2 separate regions of the Mus musculus genome follow, and region 2 is linked to region 1. The links are chromatin contacts, found by POLR2A ChIA-PET in ENCODE. All regions are on one chromosome and are shown on one strand. Each heading gives the region's core, a stretch centred on a gene start or an enhancer-like site at or near the end of the contact. The rest is flanking DNA. Distances are from core to core; before and after follow the strand shown.

Region 1 (7,580 bases), core at 1,482-3,981:
ACACAAGCATCATAGACACAGCCCCATGGGAGGTCTGGGGCACTGTGATCAGATCCAGGACCTGACAGCAGCCAGAAGCTGCCCCCCACCCCACTCCCCACTTCCCACCTAGACAGGAAACAAATCACACAAAGTTCCCCTCTATGGTTCTGGCTTTTCCCAGACCACAGTGCTTTGGACTTGGGGAAGTAGCAAAAAGAAGAGTCCGCCCTTAGCTACTACTACCCCATCTGCTGGTCTCCTACCTGCATCAACTCCTCCAGAGACATGAGATCCGCTAGCGTCACCTGCTGGCCAACAAGGAAGGCCCTGTCCCTGAGGAACTTGTCCTCCAGCTGTTGCAGAACCAGGACCATTCTATCTCTGTTCCGTTCCACCTTCTCCTGGGGAACCTGGACCCCAATGAGTGGCCCCAACACCTGGCAGAACGACAGAAGAGCTCAATCTATAAATAAGCCTGACTCTTACTGGGTGCCCAAGGTTCAGCCCCTCCCCAGAGGACCCTGGATACCTTGGTCCATAGGAGCACTCCGAAAGTACCACGGATGTTGTCGGCATGCCAGCCCAGGTATTCGTGGACTTGGGCACGGGCCTGTAGGTCGGCCGGGTACCAGTGGTCTGCCACCTGGTACTTGGAACTCAGGTAAATCAAGATGGCTGTGCTGGGAATCATAGAAGAGGGGCTATATGGACCATGGGAAGAGGGGATTTAAGGACCTTGGCTGTTTCCCATCCCTTGGCGGGGCCTTCAGAATTCTCACATTTGAAGTACTTCCCTCTGGTCTCACCACCTATCTCTCCATGACTCTTGCCTGTCCCCAGAGCCTTTCTTCTCTGCAATGTTGTGCATGGTGAAACCCAGAGACACACACAGACACACACAGACAGACACCAGCAAGAGCTCTGCCCCTCTCCAGGTCGCCTCTTTTTTTGATGTCGTGGACACTGACCCCTGGCCAGACCTTTTTCTCTCCGCCTTTCTTTTTTGGTGGTGGTTGTTGTTGTTTTGTGGGTTTTTTTTTGTTGTTGTTTTGTTTTGTTTTTTAGCTCTCTGACACTAGACTCTAATGGGAGAACCAAACAGTCTGTGAGCCCTGACCCTTTCATTGGTCTCCGGGGCCAAGCTTTGGCGGATTAAACAGGACATCTAGGAAGTTAGGAGAAGCCCTTCCTAGTCCTTTGTTGAATCTACATTTTTTTTTCCCTAACCCTTGACAATCGTCCCCTTGTCGCCTTCCAATACCCCTCAATCAGGATAGGGAGGCCTGGAGGGGGAGGGGGGGAGTCCAGCAGATGAAACAGGACAGAAGCAAGGGACATGCTGGATCAGCCCTCTAGTCTTCCAGGACCCCTTCCCACAGAGTCTGCTCTAGCCAGGCCCCCTCACAGCCTAGGGTCGGAGTCGGCCAGGGCCCCGCCCCGCACCCCACTCCAACGGAAGTGGGGCGGCCAAAGGGAGCCGGAGGAGGTAGTGAGGGCTCTGGGTATATTTACAGCTGCACCTTTCGGTCAACACGAAGCTTCCGTCTTTGAGTACAGGAACTTTGTTTAAGCAGTTCACCTGGGAGAATTGCTCGCTCATGTGCTGCCCTGGGAAGGAAGAAGCCAGAAAATGCGTGCAAGGACTCAAGCAGTATTCCTATTTTCCCCTTTCTCTTTGCAACCAGAGCAAGGTCGAAACGGCCAAAATCCGGATGGGCCGGGAACCAGAGGCACAGAGGTGGCTCAGCTATGTGTCTCTTCCCTGCAAAGTCTCCGGAATTTTGTGAATCTAAACACTGCGTGCCTTCAAAGCAGAAACTGTAGGAATCTTTCATTTTTCTCCCCACGTCCCAGGACAAAAAGTCTCTCTTGTCAGAGCGGAAGTTACGTTTAAAGAGGGCTCTGAACTGACTAAGACCACTCCAAAGAGAGCAGAGCATTCCTTGGTGGACGGCGCTGGGGGTGGGGGGGGTCAGATGATGGGGAGATTGTACCCAGGCAGAATGTGAAGGACTGACATGGTCTAGGGGTAAATGTGCCAACCTTTGAGTATATCCACGGTACGCGTCTGGAAGGGGATGCCATTCTTCTTGGCGAAGATGTAGACAGCGCGGCTGGGTTGTGACAGCAGGTCCAGGTAGAGCTCCAAGCCCATTGCCGGTAGCGACACAAGATGGTGTGCCGACTGCGTTCGATAACAGCAAGCTGGGGTCCAGCACAGCCTCAGTTGGCCAAGCCAAACGATTTCCTCCTCTGGATAGCTGACACCTGCTGATCTTGGGGAGGGAGACGCTTTGGAGGACTTTATACCAAAAGCAGGGCTGAGGTGCGCGCGCACTCAGACTGACTTATGCGATTTGCTCCAGCGGACCGTGGAGCCAGGAATCCAGCCCAGGACCTTAGTCTCACCCGGACGCGGAAATGGCCTAGCTGGGCTTTCGTGGACCCAACTCAGAGTTCTGTGGACGTAGTCGTTTGCGGGGAACTAGACCGCTCAGCTCCTAGCTCTCAGTTACTGCAGGAGGGGATCTTAGAGGCTGATCGCTGATCCTTCTTTAACGGGTGAAGCTTGTTGCAGGCTGCTAGAAACTTTGCCTTAAGGAAGAACTGTGGTTGGTCCAGCTGCCCCGTGCAAAACAGGTCGTCTAAGAACACTGGACCTCCCCAGATCTGTGAGGCTGGGCAGCAAAGCTTGAAGGAGTCACAGGACCACCTCTCTCGCCCGCCTCCAACACTCTCCACGGTAGCATCTTCCGATGGGGAAAAGAGGTGCCCATTATCACTGGCTTTATCTGAATCTTTTAGAGTAGCTATAGCCCGTGGGCCATATCGGGCACCAGAATGTTTCCCTGGGCGTTTTTCTTTTTTTCTTTTTTCTTTCTTTCTTTCTTTCTTTTTTTTTTTTTTTTTTTTTTTTTTTTGACATTGAGGGGTAGGGGTCTTGCTATAGCACAGGCTGGCCTCAAACCCTTCTGCTCCATTGATTCTCCTGTCTTAGTTTCCTGAATGTCTGGGACTCCCAGGTGAGACCTATCCTGCCTGGCTTTCCAGGGAATTTATGTTTGTTTGATTCATTTGGTTGGCTATTTTTTGTTTTGTTTTGTTTTGTTTTGTTTGAAACAGGGACTCATATAGTCCAGGTTGGCCTCAAATTCGACTTCATTTTCCAAGTGCTTAGGACTACAGGCATTTGCCATAGAACCAGTCTTACCCTGTGAGTTGATAGCTAGGAGCTGTGGTAGCCAGTAGGCTCAAACCGAGCTCTCTCAAGTGGCCCCTCCCCTCGCCCCTCCCACCGCCAGAACCGTCTGAAGCCAAATTGCCCTTTTACCTAAATAAGCTGGTGTTGTTTTTTGAGGAAAAGGATTCTGAAAAACACAAAGCTGTCCCCAGAGGAGCTTCTTCTGCAGCCCTGCACCGCACGTGGCTCTGCTCGTGCAAATTCGGTAGGGAGAGCATGTGATCCAAGATGACTGTACCCACCCAAGCCCTCTGATGTGATTGGCCCCTAGAAGTCTCCTGGCCTTGTTTATTTCACGTGCTTCCCCTAGGTCAGACATCCTCTCTCACGGGATCAGATATGGCTCTTGAATGGATGGACCCCTGAATCCCGCCCCGAAACACCCCCCCCCCCCCCCCCCCGGCTTTCACCCTGCAGACTCAGGTACCTGCTTCGCTACTCTCCGGAGAGTCCCCTCCCACACTGGCAAGGAACTGGTTTGGCTGCCTCACTCCCCTCTTCCATCTCATCCTCTCTTCCGGCTTCTTAACCCCTCCCCCCCCCCAAAAAAAGGGCTTCCTTGAATCTTGACAAAAATACCCCTTTTTTTTTTTTTTTTTTTTTGCTACCCTCCCTTTTTGACTGGTAATAGTTTTCATCTTGATTGTCAGATACCTAAAGCCAGAGTGAGTGGTAGTTTGAATGAGAAATGCCCGCCCCCGCCCCACCTCCCCACAGCCCATAGTTTCCTGCGTTTGAACCTAGTGTATGAACAGACCCCAGCTGGTGGTCTGTTTTGTGTGGGTTATGTAGCTTTTAGGTTGTGGCACCTTGCTTGCTACAGGAAGTATGTTGCTCATGGCAGTGGGGTTTGGCAGTTTATACCCTGGGCCACCTAGGGGGAGCCTATCTGACAAACAGGACAAAGAAAATCAGTAGCTAGAACCTGGTTTCATGACACAGCATTTGTTTAGCATCAGTGAACCTAGCCCTGGATTCAACCCTCCACACCACAAAACAAACAAAAAAACTGAAGAGAAGCCAAGGTTCACAAATCACACCGAACGGTGGTTACTGAAGTGGTGGGAATAAAAGTTGGAATGGCTGACTGCCAGAGAATAGTTAGTCTTCAAACGTGTTGACCTCATTCTGTGGAAACAGCTAATTTGTTTGAGGAAATTTTGTTGTTATTCATTGAGACAGGGTCTGTCTATATAGGCTGGCTGTCAGGGAACTAACTATGTAGAACAGGCTAACTCTGAACTCACAGAGATCCTCTTGCTTCAATCCTGGAATTAAAGGTGTGTACCACCATCCTGGCCTCTGGCTAGGTTTTCTTAGCTCTTCTCATCTTTTAAATTATTATTGTTACATACATATGTGTGTATGTGCACAGATTATATAAACCTGCTAGCTCTATTTTTTTGTTTGTACATATAAACTCAAGGCTGACAGTTCTGCATTGGACAACCAACTAAGGAGTTCATTCCTATGAGAGGCTAATTCTTCTCTATTAGTGGCCAATAGTTCTTTGTCTAGGGTTGGGACCTGGAGACTTTCTCCCTTCAACATTAACATGTCCATAGATATTGCCATTGCTCCAGTATAGTTTGTACAGCCATTTCTAGAGACTGTTTCGCATCAGACTTCCTGGTATTCTGGTTCTTACAGCCTTTCTGTGATGTTCCCTGAGCCATGGATTCAGGAGCCACGATGCGGATTATCTGACTGGCATGCACAATATGATCTTACAATCATCAAAACATTAGATATCCTCTAAATGTTCTTTATAACAGATTGCAAACTGCTGTAGTGTGACCACTGGGTCATTCATCTTCCTCGTCTCTCGTCACACAGCCGTACCTCAGTGAACAGCGCAAACGCAAACCACGAAACCAGCTACAAGAATTTTGGACAGCCGCTCTCCTCTGAACGCCAGCTCCCATACCTACCACCAGGGTGGGCGTCCGAGAGTTACCCTCGGCTCCCTACTTCAGAGGACTACCCCACGAAGGGGCTTCTGGGAAATGCAGCATTTCCCGCCCTCCTCCGAGAGTCCGCTGCGCAAAGCATGCTGGGAATCCTACACTGCAGGGAGGAGAGTCAGCGGCCTGTTGGTTGCCTTGGCAACTGCTCACGCGAGCAACGGGCGTGAGCTGGTCCGTTAGGGGCAGTAGACTAGCTGCCACAACCTCTAGAGGTCATTGCCTCCCGGATTGGAAGGGTTGATTGTGGGGAAACTCCCCGCAACGGGAGCAGAGGGAGGAAGGGAAGGAGGGAAGCTGGCCAATCGCGGAAGGCTGGGAATAGAGACTCCAGCAGAGCCTGCACTTCAGGCACTTCAGGCCTTTCCTAGGAACCTGGTGCAGGCTGGGTCTTTTGGAAGGAACTATGCAAGATCCCTGGAGATGGGAACCGGGATTGGAAGTGGGGCAAAAGGGGGAAGAAAAAGAATGGGGGAAGCTTTGGTAAAGCTTAAAACAGTGCTCACCCACGCTCTCCCACTCCTGTAAACCGAGTTTTCTGGCAAAGCCATTTTTTTAATGTGCACGATAGGATCAGGAGAGAGCAGGAAAGCGGGGTGGGGTCGGAGGCGAAAACGGGCAAAGAAAACTCTTAGGATTGAAGTCCGGCTCTGAAACGTGAGGAAGTCAGGATGGCTGTTTTCTCTTGTGGCTGGAAGTTTTGCCCACAGCTCTTTCCGGATCTCTGAGTCTCCATTTTAATCACACTGGAATGTACCTCTAGCTGTGAGATCTTTACCTATAGAAAGGAGGGAAAAGGTGGCCAGATGCCAATTCGAGATAGAAAAAGATTTACCCCTGAGGTCCAGTCTAGAAGCAAGCAGGGCTTTTTAGAGAAGTGTGCCCTTGGCCATATCAGAATCGCTGCCGTCCCACTACAGGGCTTTGACACTCTCTCCCTGTCCTCATGTTCCTACTTTGTACATCTTATATCAAGACACCTTGGGTGAACCAGCCACACTGATGGATGGCCCCTGCTGGGGGACATCCTAATAGGAAGTCACCGAGCTCCTCAAGTTTTCTTAGGTGGCTTTGTTACTCCCTAAATTATCACATTATTTCCTTCCTTCCAGGGGTGGTTTCAGAGATCTAGTGATAGACTGAGAGCAGTTGGGTCTCCGATTTCTAGAGAAACTCCTACTCCCAGGGTTTTGAGAAACATTGAAGAGAAAAATAGTTGGATATAATTTGTAGTTGCAGCCTGTTGCTATCATATCGTCCTCACTTCCACATTTGCCAAGAGAGATTCATCAGTTTGAGGGGGAGGGGGTGTCTCTATGCCCTCTCTTTGCACCAGTGCCCTTAGCCCATGCTCCTGGATTTGAAATAAGGGTCCTGTCAGTTACTAGCTGAGTGACCTTGAGCAAATCAAATTTCAGTCCTTTCCCGCTTGGACCGAGCCAAGAGGGTCCTTCAAAGGAAACCATGTGACCAAGGTCTTTCTAGCTCTGCTCGGAGGCGGGCAGCTGATGTTGGGGGACGGGGGATAGGGAAGAAAAGGGTTGATCTGAGAGCTAGCTCTCCCTTTTGTCACCAACTAGGGCCATCTCAAAAAAGCAGGTCATCTTACGCATCACCTTCAGTCCTGTCAATGCCAGCATGGGCCTCCGTTTCCTCATGTGTGACTTGGGGTGGGCAGAGGGAGTACAGCAGGCAACTGTGGTTCATTAGAATCTGGGAGCTTCATGGACGATACAATGCAGATGCTATCTTAGAAAGTGGCATTACGGGTAACCCTCTCAGAACCATCAAAGTTGGAGGCTGAGCCGTGAGCCTGTGAGGGCTCTGAGCAGAGTCTTTTGCAGTAGGTACGTCCCCTAAAGTTTATTTATGCACGTGGGTAACTCCAATAATCTAGGATGACACAATGACTTCAAAGTACATATAGATGTCACGCTGCATCCCCTCCAATCCTGTCACCTCAGCGTCAGCCCACAGCCCCAGTTCCCTCGTGTGACTGGGGGATTCTGAGTCATAAGAAAGTGACCTCAAAGTACACGGATGTCCCACTGAGCCCACACAAAATGAGTGCTCAGTTTTACCTGCTCCCACTGCCACAGGACAAGAGGCCGAGGGGTGGGAGTGGGTGGGGAACATTACAGCGGAAAGAGACAGTCAGCCACAAACAACTTTGTCAAAAATGTACCTGTAACATCTCAGAAAGGACCTTGCAAGAGCACTGCTTAGGACTCTTCCTGAGGCAGATGGGGGCCCTGGAAGGTTAATCTCTAGTTTAAGCTGCAGGTCTGTCATTCTTGTGGGTAAACTGCACCAATGTGGGATTTTTGCAGAATGAACAAGCCTCTGTTTCTACCCAGAACTCTCTTGCCTCTACACCCAACCTCACCTCACCG
Region 2 (7,580 bases), core at 3,179-5,678, 48 kb after region 1:
CCTGTGGCCAATCTCCTGTGGATACTTGAGGATAGCTGTATTACTTCATTACTCTCTCCACTGGGCAGACTGGGAGTTGGGCACATAGAGATAGACTTGGCACAGCCCCAAGCACAGATCAAGCTCCATTCAGGTAATTCAGCTTCCAAAGAGTGCCACATTCCAGAACTGAACCTCAAGCTCGTGACTGGAAGCCACGTGGTTAGGAAAGACTGCATGGGGAAAACCTTGACATCTTTTTCTTGGTTAGTGATGAATCTTGGGATTCTGTGATAGTTTGTATAGGCTTGTACCAGGGAGTGGCACTATTAGGAGATATGGCTTTGTTGAAGTGGGTGTGGCTTTTTGGAGTAGGTGTGTCACTGTGGGTGTTGACTTTAAGACCCTCATCCTAGCTGCCTGGAAGCCAGTCTTTTCCTAGCTGCCTTCAGATAAAGATGGAGAACTCTCAGCTCCTCCTGCACCATCCCTGCCTGGACACTGCCATGTTCCTGCCTTGGAGATAAAGGACTGAACCTCTGAACCTGTAAGCCAGCCCCAATTAAATGTTGTCCTTATGAGAGTTGCCTTGGTCATGCTGTCTGTTCACAGCAGTAAACAGCTTCCCTACAGAAAGTGATAGTCTCTACACCTGTTGCCATAGTTTCCTTTGAATAAAGTGTTCCTTAAGGTTGGTTTAATGGCTTTATTGATTTTTATTGATTATTTTGTTGTTCTCTCTCTCTCTCTCTCTCCTTTAATAGAATGTTTTCTTTTCTTTTTTTTTTTTTTGGTTTTTTGAGACGGGGTTTCTCTATATAGCCCTGGCTTTTCTGGAACTCACTTTTGTAGACCAAGCTGGTCTCGAACACAGAAATCCGCCTGCCTCTGCCTCCCAAGTGCTGGGATCAAAGGCGTGCGCCACCACCGCCCGGCGTAGAATGTTTTTTTTAGTGGCATCCAAAAGATCAGGAAAAGCCTTGGAGTCTTGATTTTGACAGCCAGGGATAATTCATGAGAGGCAAGTCTAGAACCTGACTGGAGCCTGCCGTAGAGAGGTCCCCTCCTCAGTCTGTTGAGTCTACAGTGAAGCTGGCCTGCAAATAAACGCTTGCGGAAAGAGCAAATAATTAGAGTTTAGAACGTTACCGGTATCCTGTGGTCCTAGCACTGGGGAGCTGGGGAGGCAGTGTGCAGGCAAGAGGCCATTGGGTTCAAGGACAAATCAGGATGTAAAGCAAGGTCCTGTTTCAAAAAATAAGCAGCCTGAGCCGGGCGTGGTGGCACACACCTTTGATCCCAGCACTTGAGAGGCAGAGGCAGGCGGATTTCTGAGTTCGAGGCCAGCCTGGTCTACAGAGTGAGTTCCAGGACAGCCAGGACTATACAGAGAAACCCTGTCTCGAAAAACAAAACAAAACAAAACAAAAAAACCAAAAAGCAGCCTGGATGTAGTGGTGCACGCTTGGGGTGTGGAAGGAGGTCAGCTGGCGGATTGGAAGTTCACGGTCTTCCCCTGCTACATAAGGATCAAGGCCAGCCTGGGCTACAGGACATGTTGCCTCACACACATCATCTTGATTCCAGGCTGTAAGGGTGACTGAGTTTATCCTCCATCTGGGTCTTTCTGTAATGCTGAATCAGTTATAGCCGGAGGTGGCGTGGCATGGAGCGTGGGGGCGTGGCATGGAGTGGGGGCGTGACACTGCATCTCTGGGCCCTCCATACATCAAAATCAATGCACAATTACATTAAGTCCACACAAAAGAGACTTACATGCTGCCAGGCAGTGGTGGCGCACGTCTTTAATCCCAGCACTTGGGAGGCAGAGGCAGGCAGATTTCTGAGTTCGAAGCCAGCCTGGTCTACATAGTGAGTTCCAGGACAGCCAGGGCTACACTGAGAAACCCTGTCTTGAACAAAACTAAGAAGAGAGAGAGAGAGAGAGAGAGAGAGAGAGAGAGAGAGAGAGAGAGAGAGACTTACATGCTTTGGCCATCAGGAACTGCAAGTTAAATTCACAACAGCTAAGCCTCGATTAAACCCCCAGTTTCAGTCTCATCCAATGAACAGATTCATTCTGACAGTGCCAAGTCCCAGAAGAAAAGGGGGTGGGTGCACTTGGGCTAAAGATTCTACAAGGCCAAGTGACTGAACTTGGAGAATGTAGGGTTAAAACCTTGCAAATCAGAGGTAAATTATCTTGGGCTCTTTCAGTCTGTCTGAAAGCCTTCATTGTTTACCCCCTGTCTGACCTAACATCTTAAAATGTATTCTTGGCAAACCACTAGCTTTCAACAGTCTAAAACCTCAGACGATTATCAGCTAATATCTGGAGCCTATAGTAGAATTTTCCCTACTTTGCTATAACCCCTGACCTGTAACCCACATCACAGTAAGTAGTTTGATTTATTATTTTCTGTTCTGCAACTAATAAAGTCTCCTGGAACCATGTCCACAGCAGAACATGGTATTTGTTCAGACCTGAATCTGTCTGCGTTCCCAGCCCACATTACTCATATGTGCCTGCAGAACAGGCTATCCCTGACCCCGTCTGAGATGAGAACTGTGGTTTTGTGCCAACAGCGGTGATGAGCTAAAGTCGCTGCTGCTTTGCTGACCAGGGAAACATAAGTTGGTATAGCAGCCCAGGAGAGAAGTTTGGGTGTTGGCAAATTCAGGTTGTAAATAGCTCTGAACCAGCAACCCCCAGCAGATCTTTGGTTTGCCTTGGAGAAACTGTTACCCCTATGTGCAAGAACTCTTCACAAAGGCAGCATTGTTTGTAGCCTAGGAAAGCTGGAAACAACTCAGCTGTCAATCATCAAGCAAACAGAGAAGAAATAAACTTTGGTATATAATAGAATAACCCTCCACTGGAACACAGAGAGAGTATGTGCAGTGGGTAAAATCATCAACATAGGGGCATTAAAGTTGGAAGGAAGCCAGGCCTGGTGGTGGCACACACCTTTAAGGCGAACAGTGGAGAGCTGGAGGCAGCAGCTCAAGGTCGGCCTAGGCTACACAGACACTTGGGTCACAAGAACAGAGAAAAACAAAAAACAAAACCAAGAGGGGGTGGGGAGAAGGAAGGGAACGGAGCTCCCAGGTCAGCAGCTTGCAGACATTCATTCTTACATTATTTGAAGATCCTTTGCATATGAAGGGAAAGAAACCCTTGGGTGGGGCAGATGCATATGCCCTTGTTCCCATCACTGCTATAGGGATAACTGGTTTCTTTAGTTCTCCCCTCCTCAAAGATATTTCTCGGGTGCCCTGAAATAGCCCCACAGTGTCACGGGTCTGATGTGTGCAAGCCCTCTTCCCTCAACCTTTCGCTAGCAAGTGCAAGGTTCGGCCTCGGCAAACATTAACCGACAGGGTAGGGACGTTGTCATCATAGCTGTCTCGATAGCCCCTTGGCACCGGCGTCGGTTCTTCGGTTTTTAGTCCTCAACGACCCACGAGTGGGTGGCTCGGCCTTCTGTATCCAGAAAACCTTGAGGTCAACCCTACGCTGCCTGCAACCGGTTAGATCAGAGCTGGTCTTACCCAAATGGCAAAGCCAGCCTGGCAACCCGGCAAGCTTTGTTTACAGTTGAAGTCAACCCACCCCTCCCACCCCCACCCCCACCCCCACCCCCACCCCGCACACTCCTAAGCCTCGGCTTCCAGGATTGGATACTCATTGGATACTCACGTAATGTTTTTACCCAGGGAGAAGGCTGAGAATGGAGGTACAAAGCCCACCGACAGCTCCTGGCCCCTCCTACCAGCTAGGATTACCTAGTCTGCAGATGGTGAATGAGAGGATAGACTCCCCCAGCTGTAGAAATCCAGAAATCACTGTGCTGAGACCACCTGGTCAGCCATATCTTTATCTCAGCGAGAATTGTTTATTGAGTTAGTTCTCAAAACAGTCTGCTTTGTCTGAGCAAGCAATTAATTTTTTTAATTAATAAATAAGAGATTACAAATTCCTCAAACCTGTCTTGATCTGCAGTACCCTCTATTTCCCCGACACCTAAGCCCAGGGCCAATTCCTCTAAGGGTCCTGATCAGCTAGCTCCTTCCCCTTAGTACAACTTCCATTCTGGGGTAGAAAGTTGGGGCCCCTCGCTGCTGTGCTAATAAACGCAGGCCCGTTTACTGAGGTCAGAATTTGCTCTCTTTCTTGCCTTCCACTATTTTTTTCTGGGCTCTTTAATCAAACAGACTAATTGAGGCCCAGAGCGGGCACACAGCGGGAACAGTAGAGGGCAGCTCGTATTAAAGGTAACCCATTAGCCAAATAGGTTCCAGTCCTTCCTCTCACCGGTCCCTCTGCCACTCTACTCTTCGGTATCTCCTCCAGGGACTTAGACTAGGAGCCCACCCCCGCGCGGCTGCAGGAGCTCAGCCAGGATTGGCCACGGATTCTGCCAGGAACCTGCTCTCCTCAGCTCTGCTCCACCCCGTCCTGATTTAACTCTGGAGATTTCCCACGCGGCGCATACACTTTTGTCGCCAGGAGGCGACACACTACATATTCTGCAGAAGTCAGACTTTGTGGTGTGTGTGTGTGTGTGTGTGTGTGTGTGTGTGTGTGTGTGTGTGTCAGGCCATCAGAATTGGCAACAAGCACCTTTAACTTCTGAATTACCTCCAGTACTCAGATTAATTTTTTTTTTCAAGACAGGGTCAGATTAATTTTTAAAAAGGTATGTTTTTGATTTTTTTTGGAAATTTATCGTGTCTTTTTTTTTTTTTTTTTTTTTTTTTTTGAGACAGGGTTTCTCTGTATAGCCCTGGCTGTCCTGGAACTCACTTTGTAGACCAGGCTGGCCTCGAACCAAACTCAGAAATCCGCCTGCTGCCTCCTGAGTGCTGGGTTTAAGTGTCTTAAAATTCCTAGTGCAGCACTTAAAACTCCTTCCAAGCTTCTTTGGGCCCTGGATTTTGGCCAACTAAAAAACAAACAAACAAACAAACAAACAAACAAGGGCTGGAGAGATGGCTCAGTGGTTAAGAGCACTGACTGCTCTTCCAGAAGTCCTGAGTTCAATTCCCAGAAACCACATGGTGGCTCACAACCATCTGTAATAGGATCTGATGCCCTCTTCTGGTGTGTCTGAAGACCATGACAAGTGTATTCACATACATAAAATAAATAATAAACCTTAAAAAAAAACAAAACAAAATAATAACCATCAGTGCCACACTCTCTGGAAACTGACTGCTTTGTATAATTTGGATAAGAAGAGTCAAGCCAAAGTGTTTGGGTTGTCTAATAGGAACTGATGGGGAAATTGCTCAAAGGCAGGTCCAGGTCTGACTTTGCCACAGGGCTCCTTGGAGTCTTCCAAGCCGGCTGCTAGTTAGCAGGCACATCATCAGGAATCTGAGTCATCAAGTTAAGTTACCCTATAATTAGAATCTATATGACTGATTGCTCTGGTTAGGTCCTATGTTTTGAGGTATTCAGCCACATTTATTGTTGTTGTTTGTTTTTTCAAGACAGGGTTTCTCTGTGTAGCCCTGGCTGTCCTGGAACTCACTCTGTAGACCAGGCTGGCCTTGAACTCAGAAATCCGCCTGCGCCAGGCATGGAGACGCATGCCTTTAATCCCAGCACTTAGGAGGCAGAGACAGGAGGATTTCTGAGTGAGTGATTGATTGCGTAGGCTGTCAAGACTGCTCAGTGGGTTGCCACACAAGCCTAACGACCTGGGTTCGATCACTGGAATCTGACAGAAGGCTAGAACTGACTGTAGAAAGTTACCTTCTCCCCTCCACATAGGCCCCGTGGCATATGCATGCTTCGTGTGCCTGTGCTGGGATTCCAGGCCTGTGCTACCATGCCTGGGGTCGTCCATGCTTTTAAGTCTCAATTAGAGTAGGCTGCCCATGACGCATCCTTAGTCCTACGGCCAAGGACCTTCAGGTTAATGTGTTGTGATGATCATGTATGTCATACATTTGTAAACTAAAAGACGAATGCTCCTGTTCACCTGTACAGACAGAAATGCTCTGAGACCGCTCTGGCCAAACTAGTGTTCTCAGTGCGGGAACGCCTAACCAGCTCATTAGCCATCCCCACAGACCAGTGGCTACTGGTCAGACCAAAGTGATGTCCAGGCTCCAGAAAGTTTGCCAACCTGAGGAAGCAAAACGGTCATTTGGGCACAAAGGCCTGTACTGGCACATGGCCCTGATTTGGGCGACTCCTCTAATGAAAATGATGTTCTTAGGACCCCAGATTGAGCACCAAAGCTGTCAAAGCCTAGCTTTCACCCCAAAGGGAGTGAGAGATTACTCTAAGTCAAATACAAAAATGACCATGTTTTGTGAACATAGATTTCAGATTTCCCTGAATATTTTCTAACAAGAAGCTGTTCTATGTGTGGCCAGGTGGTGGTGGCACATACTTTAAATCTCAGCACTGAGAAGGCAGAGGCTGGTGGATCTCTGAATTTGAGACCAGCCTGGTCTACAGAGCGAGTTCCAGAACAGTCAAAATTACACAGAGAAACCTTGTCTCAAAAAAGGGGCAGGACTGGTGGGGGAGTAGGGGTATAGTGGTGAGTGAAAAGGTAGCTCAGAGGTTAAGAGCACTGACTGCTCTTCCAGAGGTCTTGAGTTCAATTCCCAGCAACTACATGGTGGCTCACAACCATCTGTAATGGGATCTGATGCCCTCTTCTGGTGTGTCTGAAGACAGCTACAATGTACTTATATACATAAAATCAATCATTAATCAATCAATCAATCAATCTTTAAACAAGCATAACAACAATTATCACCAGAGCAGCTGCTACTGCTTGTAACAGACCCTCAAGACTGAGCCTGTGTCCCCCGCTCCCAGAAGAAAAGGGGAGGGTCATTAGCCCCCAGCTGAGATTCCTGTCACTCTCTATGCCTCTTGTCCCAGATGTATGTACCTGTGCCCCTGTGTGTGTGGTCCTGGGAGCTACAGTGTACATAGAACACAGAGGTTAACTGAGGGGACTCCGTCTCTGCAGGTGTGGAGAGGTCCTTCCACACTGGGTGAGGGTTGCCACTGGGTGCTTTGGGGTCACGATACTCCAGTAGGCAGCCCCTCCTCCATACTCTGTAACTCAAATGAACTCGTTGGTTTGCCCCAGGGGGACTCTGGTAGATCATACTTTGGTCTTCGATGGGGGGATTAGGCAATTGTTCACATCTCCCTGGAAAGGTTCAGGAAACAGGACTGGGATCTCAGGAAGTCACTCATTGGTTTTAGATGCTACCGGGTGCCAGTCTTAGCCTTTGGGTAAGTGGAAGTTCAAAGCATGTTAAGAATTATACTAAAGGTTTTACCTGGTAGTCAAGAGTCTGTTATGTCAGGTACAGAGATAAGCAAGGAATGGCTAGTAAAAGAACTAAAGATAGCCTGGTGTGTGTGTGTGTGTGTGTGTGTGTGTGTTTGTTTGTTTGTGTGTGTCTCAGTCAGGGTTTCTATTCCCCCACAAAACATCATGACCAAGAAGCAAGTTGGGGAGGAAAGGGTTTATTCAGCTTACACTTCTACATTGCTGTTCATCACCAAAGGAAGTCAGGACTGGAACTCAAACAGGTCAGGAAGCAGGAGCTGATACAGA

Evidence for each region. ChIA-PET counts read pairs that join two places held with the same protein, here RNA polymerase II (POLR2A).
Region 2: POLR2A ChIA-PET joins it to region 1 with 85 read pairs in embryonic stem cell. The contact joins the enhancer-like site here to the promoter of Gstt2 in region 1. POLR2A ChIA-PET finds 5 or more read pairs at or near these places in 4 of 5 experiments (Patski and embryonic stem cell).

The regions. Positions count from the first base shown.
Region 1 is chr10:75,832,150-75,839,729 of GRCm38, forward strand. It overlaps Gstt2 (glutathione S-transferase, theta 2), which reads right to left and starts at 2,732. Exons shown (of 5, transcript NM_010361.2): 1 at 2,026-2,732; 2 at 1,503-1,590; 3 at 512-662; 4 at 246-419. The coding sequence starts at 2,137.
Region 2 is chr10:75,878,907-75,886,486 of GRCm38, forward strand. No RefSeq gene overlaps it. Among named protein-coding and RNA genes, the nearest start is that of Derl3, 11 kb to the right of the region's middle. Within about 2 kb of position 4,429, at least 2 of the 3 ENCODE cell types and tissues checked have a DNase peak (open chromatin) inside an H3K27ac peak, as active enhancers do.